Regions from separate parts of the Homo sapiens genome. Here region 1 is linked to region 2. A link is a contact called in ENCODE Hi-C data. All regions are on one chromosome and are shown on one strand. Each heading gives the region's core, a stretch centred on a gene start or an enhancer-like site at or near the end of the contact. The rest is flanking DNA. Distances are from core to core; before and after follow the strand shown. Region 1 holds the start of ME3 (malic enzyme 3). Region 2 holds the start of CCDC83 (coiled-coil domain containing 83).

Evidence for each region. Hi-C counts contacts between places; a loop is a spot of excess contacts on that map. Pooled maps may share reads with other maps.
Region 1: a pooled map shows a loop between it and region 2 (6-fold over the local background). The contact joins the promoter of ME3 here to the promoter of CCDC83 in region 2. A Hi-C loop is called at or near these places in 7 of 50 pooled maps.

Annotation. Positions count from the first base shown.
Region 1 is chr11:86,670,767-86,674,006 of GRCh38, reverse strand. ME3 (malic enzyme 3) reads left to right here and starts at 1,391. Exons shown (of 15, transcript NM_001161586.3): 1 at 1,391-1,683; 2 at 2,049-2,245. The coding sequence starts at 2,063.
Region 2 is chr11:85,853,607-85,856,950 of GRCh38, reverse strand. CCDC83 (coiled-coil domain containing 83) reads right to left here and starts at 1,568. Exons shown (of 11, transcript NM_001286159.2): 1 at 1,367-1,568. It also overlaps a transcript of SYTL2 not described here.

The sequences.
Region 1 (3,240 bases), core at 142-2,641, 820 kb before region 2:
CCAAGAGTAAACCTGACTTCAGGGATGTAAACCCTACTGGATGAGAATCTTCATGGATGGGGCCTGGAAAGCTGTATTTTTGCCCCATCCTTATTTCCTACCAGGTAATTGTAATTCTGTTTTGGAAATAACTATTTTACGTAGATCATTCAAGTTGAAAATTAGATATTACACAGGGAGGAGAGAGACTGCAGGAGGAGACGATTATTCCTGAAGGGATGAGGGAATCCTGAACTCAGGCAGGAGCACCCCTTAGCACATTATGGGCCATGATGTCTGCTTGGTACTTACAACGGGGCTAATGCTGGCACCGGGAGCTTTGAAGGGGTGTCAGCAGAGGACCGTGCCAACTGTCTGTCAGTAAGTCTAAGGGTTCACGATCCTTATGAAAGTGGCTGCCACTTCCCTTCACCTAACAACTATTTATTGTGCAACTACATACCAGGCAGTGAGCTAGGCAGTGAGGACACACAGGTTCACAGGCAAAGAGCCTCTCTTCATGAAGCTTACATTCTAGACAGGAGATAGTCAGTAAACAATCAGAAAAACAAGCGCGCTACTGACTGTGTTAAGTTCTCTAAAGAGAAAAACCCCTTCACTCTATAGTTCCTAGTGCAGGCTGACATTGAATGGGATAGAGGAAAGGCCTTCGAGTTGACAACTTAGTGGAGAACTGAGAGGTGGGAATGAAGTAGTGGTTTGCAAGGCTGGAGTATGAGCCTTCCAAGGAGAGGCAATAGCAAGTGCAAAGGCCCTGCAGTGGGAGGGAACCAAGTGGGGTGAAGACACAGGAAGGATCAAGTATGGCCAGAGATCAGTGAGAAGGAAAGAGTAGAGTAGGATAAGTCTGAAGAGGCTGGCAAGAGCCAGTTTATGGGAAATCTTGTAGGCCCTGAAAGTTTGGATTTTATTCCACACACAACAAAGTGTTTGCTTTAAAAGGAATCTCCTGACTACTGTGTGGAGAAAGTATAAAATTAAGTTTGGGGCTAGATGGACCCCAAGATCCCTGTCTGGCCCCAATAACCCATGGCAAACTCCATGGGGTCCTCAGAAGTCCTCTTAGTAACTGTGGCTCCTATGTCAATGATGCTTAATAGAAGTATCCGCAAAAACAGAAATGTTCTGTATCTGCATACAAGTGGCTCTTGAACTGGAAATGTGGCTAGCGTGACTGCAGAACTGGATGTTAAATTTTATTCTATATAGACTAATTTATTTACGTTTATATAGCCACACGTGGCGAATGGCTATTATATTGGACAGCACAAGGCAACACTGAGCACCGAATGCCTGAGGATTTCTACTCCAAATCCTGAAGGCACGCCCTTCCCCGAATGTTGGGAGAGTGCGAGGATATGCTGACCCCCAAACGCAAATCCCCCTCTGTGCATTTAGTCTTGCCAAGATGGAGAGTCTCAGGCGGGCATTCTGAGCTGCTTCTTGTCACTGGGGAAAACCACGTGCACGCAGTGCTGAGGCGCCCCACGCGCGTCCTCAGGGGAAGCCAGGCACTGAGAACAAAGGTTGTGGGACCGCTCTTTGAGGAACTCACCAGCTCCGCGAGCTCGCGGCCGCCAGCGCGGTCCACCCATTGGCGGGAGAGGACTCACAGACCGCAGCTCCTCACCCCGCCTGCTCCGCAGCGGGACCGCGTAGACCTCAGCTCCCCGAGCAGCGCAGGTGGGCCAGGGAAGGAGAGGACCGAGGCAAGCCACCACGCGGGATTAGGGGTACGGGGACCCCTCGCCGCGCAGTCGCCTCTTTTTCACAGGGATGGGGGCAGGGGTGGCGCCGGCTGTCACCCGCACCGGATCTGCTTCCAGGGCTTGGTTTCGCTTTGCCTGGCTCTTGGCTAGGCCTGGCGCCCCGCGCGGAGCCGAGCAGGTGGCAGCCGAGGAGTGGCGGGGGCTGGAACATTTAACCCTTTGGGAGCACCTGCCCTCTCCCAGAGGGCGCGTCCCCGGATCAGGCCCGGTGCCCCGCAGCGCGCGTGGGTCCTGGCTGGCTGGAAGGAGGCCCTGACCTTGCTTTCTCTCCCGTGCCAGGTCTGCCAAGGACCATGGGTGCCGCGCTGGGGACAGGCACGCGGCTGGCTCCCTGGCCGGGCCGGGCCTGCGGCGCCCTCCCGCGCTGGACACCCACCGCGCCCGCCCAAGGCTGCCACTCCAAGCCTGGCCCGGCGCGCCCTGTGCCCCTGAAGAAGCGCGGATACGATGTCACCAGGAACCCTCATCTCAACAAGGTAATGGGCCAGAGGGCAGGACGGCCCGCGTTGCGATCCCGTGGCTGCCGGAAAATTGCGCCCCGCCCCCTGGACCCAGAAAGGATCCTCCCGGGCGCCCTTCCAGCGGTTTTTCTGTTTTTGCCTTGCAGGGGCTTGTTGTGACTTGGTTTGGCTTTCTTGTCCCTCCTCTCCCTTTTATGCGTGGAGAGAGGCGACCAGTAATGCAGGGAGCCTAATTTCTTCTGCAGTAACAACACAGACCAGGTTTAGATCCTCGCGGTCAGTCTGACCTGCGGTCAGCTCTCCCCTTGATGCTTACTAATTTTATTGGTCTTGGGCAGTTCATTTAACCTACATGAGCCTAGGTTTCCTTATCTGTAAAAGAGATATAATTGTCTTAGGAATGTCGTGAGATCTAAAGAGAAAATGCGGGTAGAAAATGGGGGTACGTTAGAACAGTGCCTGGTACCCAGTGGGAGAATAAATAAGGTTATGATTATTATTCTGAGAAAAAGATTAATTTGAGAGCAAGGATGGAAAAGTCTAGACTTATAGAAATTTTCGAGCTTGCAGGAGCATTAGAGATCCTAGTTTAAACCTCTTCTTTTACAAAAAACAAGACAAAGGAAACTTGCCCAAGGTCACCAGCTAGTTAGTTCTGGCTCTGCCACTGGAATCCAGATCTCCAATGCTTTGGTCGAGTTCAACCCACCGCTAGCTCTTTTGTATTTGTTTTTGGGAATAGAGTTTAGTATCTTTGGTTCAGAGGATTGGGTGAGAGAAATAGAAGCAAGGACAGATTTAGTCCTGTCTCCCCCTACCTCCTCAAATTAACTCACATATCTCATTTAACTTATCTGAGGCCCAACTTTCTCCAGCCTAAAATAGATATTATGATAGACCCACCATTTCTATCTCATTTGGTTATTGTGACAATAAAATGAATCACTGAACTTGAAATCATATTTTAAACTGTATAAAGTGCTGAATAACAATTACTGCAAAATAAATTT
Region 2 (3,344 bases), core at 319-2,818:
AGAACACATGTTTAACTTAATTAGAAATGGTCTCCAGTAAATGTTTTTAAAAATCCTGAATTAATTTAAAGCCATTCAGTGGTAATAGTACCACCTAAAACATTAATTTTAAAAATTGAGACCGCTTTTCATATTGATTATGTATATATGATAGGGACCAAAATTGTTAGTGTTAAAATGTAAAATTTGCCCGGTTTGGAAATATGTTAAAATCATATATTAAAATCAAGGTATTTAAAAATATCTAGATGAGTGACATTTTCAAGTTTCACTTGGACGACTGATGATGTACATTACATTAGCATGTATTTTCTTCACCAATCCTTTAGTCATGGCACATTTTTCTACTGCAGTACCCAAAGATATTGGAGTCTTAGCTTTAAAATTAGTCCGTCTTCTGATCCAGAGTTGCTAATATCAAATAGTTTGAACTGCAGTATATTACACTAACTTCTCTAGTAACCAGAACTACATTTTTTTCCCACTCTTACTGTCCTTCAGTTTTAGAATTATCAACAAAGAAAAGAAAAATAACTATGAAAATATTATTATGAGGATAAGGGAAAAATATGCAATAATAATGGTAGAGAACAAAAAGGCTTCTTTCTACCTTCAAATAGCAGTAGTGAGTCTAAAGAGGATCTTCTGGAGGTGGCTGTAAGGCAATCCATGAGCAATTATCACATAGACTGATAAATACCCAGTCATTATTTTTCCCCTCTGTCATCACAGGAATCTTTCTTTTCCTTTTTTTTTTTTTTTTTTTGGCTTAGATAGGGCACTTTTTCCCATCTCTTAATCACTTCCTCAACTCTCTCTCTTGCCCAGCAGAAAATTATGGGATAAGGAAGGGAGTGAGGCAACAACATGGCACTGTACAAATGTGACAAATTCATAAAAGAAACCAAGTGTTTTCTTTAGAAGAATGTTGTAGTATCCAGAGCAAGAAGTTGAAACCAATCTATGAATTGGGATATGAGGGTAAAAGACATCAATAACACACTTAGCACATATGAAGTACCTACAGCGGAAGAGCATTGCGCTGGTATTGAGAAGGATGCAAGAGTATGTGAGGTCCTCAGAAAGCATTCACTAGACTCAGAATTTGGTGAGAGAGGCACTAAGAGAAGCAAGACCGAGCTTAGTCCCAGCTCCTGCACAGAGTTGTATAACCTAGGCCAAGTCTCTGAACCTCTGACCTGTTTCCTCCTCCATCTGTCCTAGTTGCTGTCCGGGCTATGAGGCTCCAAACGCTTTGGGAAAACTGTCAAGTGATAAAGCCTCATAAGAATGGAAGGCATTCTTAGTCTGCTCTGCGTCTGCTGTGTGCTAGGGGCTGTGTGAGGGCACCGTGAAGGTTACAAACCTGAATCAAATTCAGAGCCTGCCTTTCGAGAGGGCAAATAATGTATCCAGGGGTTCTACCGCAAGGCGGAGAGATGGGTTAACATTCTGATCAGATTAAAAAGGCCTGCCCTCCTTCTCATCTCCTGGGTGGAGAAGAGGAGTGGGCCTATCAGAGCCCTTCCCAGCAGCTCCTAACGGCCCAAGAACGGCGCTTCGTGGACAAGACCAGGAGGGCGCGACCCCCAGGCTGATCTCGAAGCGGCGCAAGCCCAGGCCCGTGGAGAGTGGAGCCCGTGGAGGGTGGTCGGGGGGAAGCTTATAAAGTCTTCAGTGTCAGACTGGAAGGAGTCGGGGGCCAAGAAAAGAGGCCAGCCAGTCTCCTGACATCCCCTCCACAGCCTGCAGGGGCGGATACCCGGCCCTGGGCGGACAGCTCGCACTTCCTTTCAGCCCGCCGGCCAGGCCTACCGGCTCCACTGCAGCGGCTGCTGCGCCCTGCATTTCCAAGGCAACCGACGTCCTCCTCCCTACTCCCTCCCCACCCGCCCTAGCTTAGCCGCGAACGGCGGGCCGAGCGCGCCATCTGGTGGCGACGCAGGGAAGGGTCCCGGCCGAGCGCCCGCGCCGCCGCCTTGGTAGCAGCGGTAGCGCTCTCCCGCCTTCCTCCGCGCGGGATTTTCGGCGTCCCTCAGCCAGCTGGTCTCAAACGCTCACGCGCTCGTTGGCTCCCTTTAGTCGCAAGCCTGGAAGTTGGTGACTGTAGACACAGGGCCCACGGGCTTCGTGCTGTGACCGTGAGCAGGTCATTTGGATCTCAGAGTTTGTGTCTTCCGCTGTAAAATGAGACGCCTGGACTCGGTGGCGCTTTCCGCACAGTTCGGGGGACGGGGACGGGGCCTGGTTGTCTGGTGAGGCTTCTGCGCGCCTCTGTCCCGCTGCGCTCCTTCCACAATGGCGGCTTGTCTTCTTTCTACTTTCGTGCACTAATTCTTTGGTTTTAGCTCTTAATAAGAATGGCAGGTCCCTGGACTAAATGCTTACAGGGCAACTTCCTGCTGTATAAGTCCTTGATTCTGTTTTTCTTCTCGCTTTCCTTTTTTGTTCGTAAACCTAAAGAAAGGAATTTAAGTCCAGCATTTCCCACTCTTCGCTTTTTGCTGTTCTTTCCTCCGAGAGAGAAAAAGAAAATCCTACACGTACAGCCTTTAAAGTTCCTCTTTCCTCTCCTGCATTATTTCTCATTATCTGCCGCAAGATAATTTTCTTTTTTTGGTACTTGACACTGGCTTTGAACGGACAACTTTTTTTTTTTTTAATGAGTGGAAATATTCATTTATTCAGCACTTAGAAATAACAGTTCTTGATAATATTATGATTTATAATTTATACATGGTGTATTTTAATGAATTGCAGGTGTTTAAGAAATAAGTAATATAGCAGGGCGCGGTGGCTCATGCTTGTAATCCCTCACGCCTACAATCCCTCACGCCTGTAATCTCAGCAGTTTGGGAGGCCGAGGTGGACAGATTGCTTGCGGTAAGGAGTTTGAGACCAGCGTAGGCAACATGGCGAAACCCCATCTCTACGAAAAATTAGCCAGGCATAGTGGTGAGTGCCTGTAGTCCCAGCTACTTCGGAGGTGGAGGCCGAAGAATTGCTTGAGCCTGGAAGGCTGAGATCTCAGTGAGCCGAGACTGCCACTGCACGGGTGACAGAGCGAGCCTCTGTCTCAAAGAAAGAAAGAGTATGTACCTGGATATGTATTTTTATTTTTATTTTTATTTTTTACAGCTTAACGAGATTTTTTTATTTTCCTGACTTTTTGCTTTGGAGAATTAGTCAGTAGTTAAGGTCTATCTTGTTCGTTTACTATGGGGTTTGAATTTGAGATGGGGCTGACGTCACTTTGGGGCCCTTTTCTTTTCTTCTTTTTTTTTTTTTTTTTTATTGATCATTCTTGGGTGTTTCTCGCAGAGGGGGATTTGGCAGGGTCATAG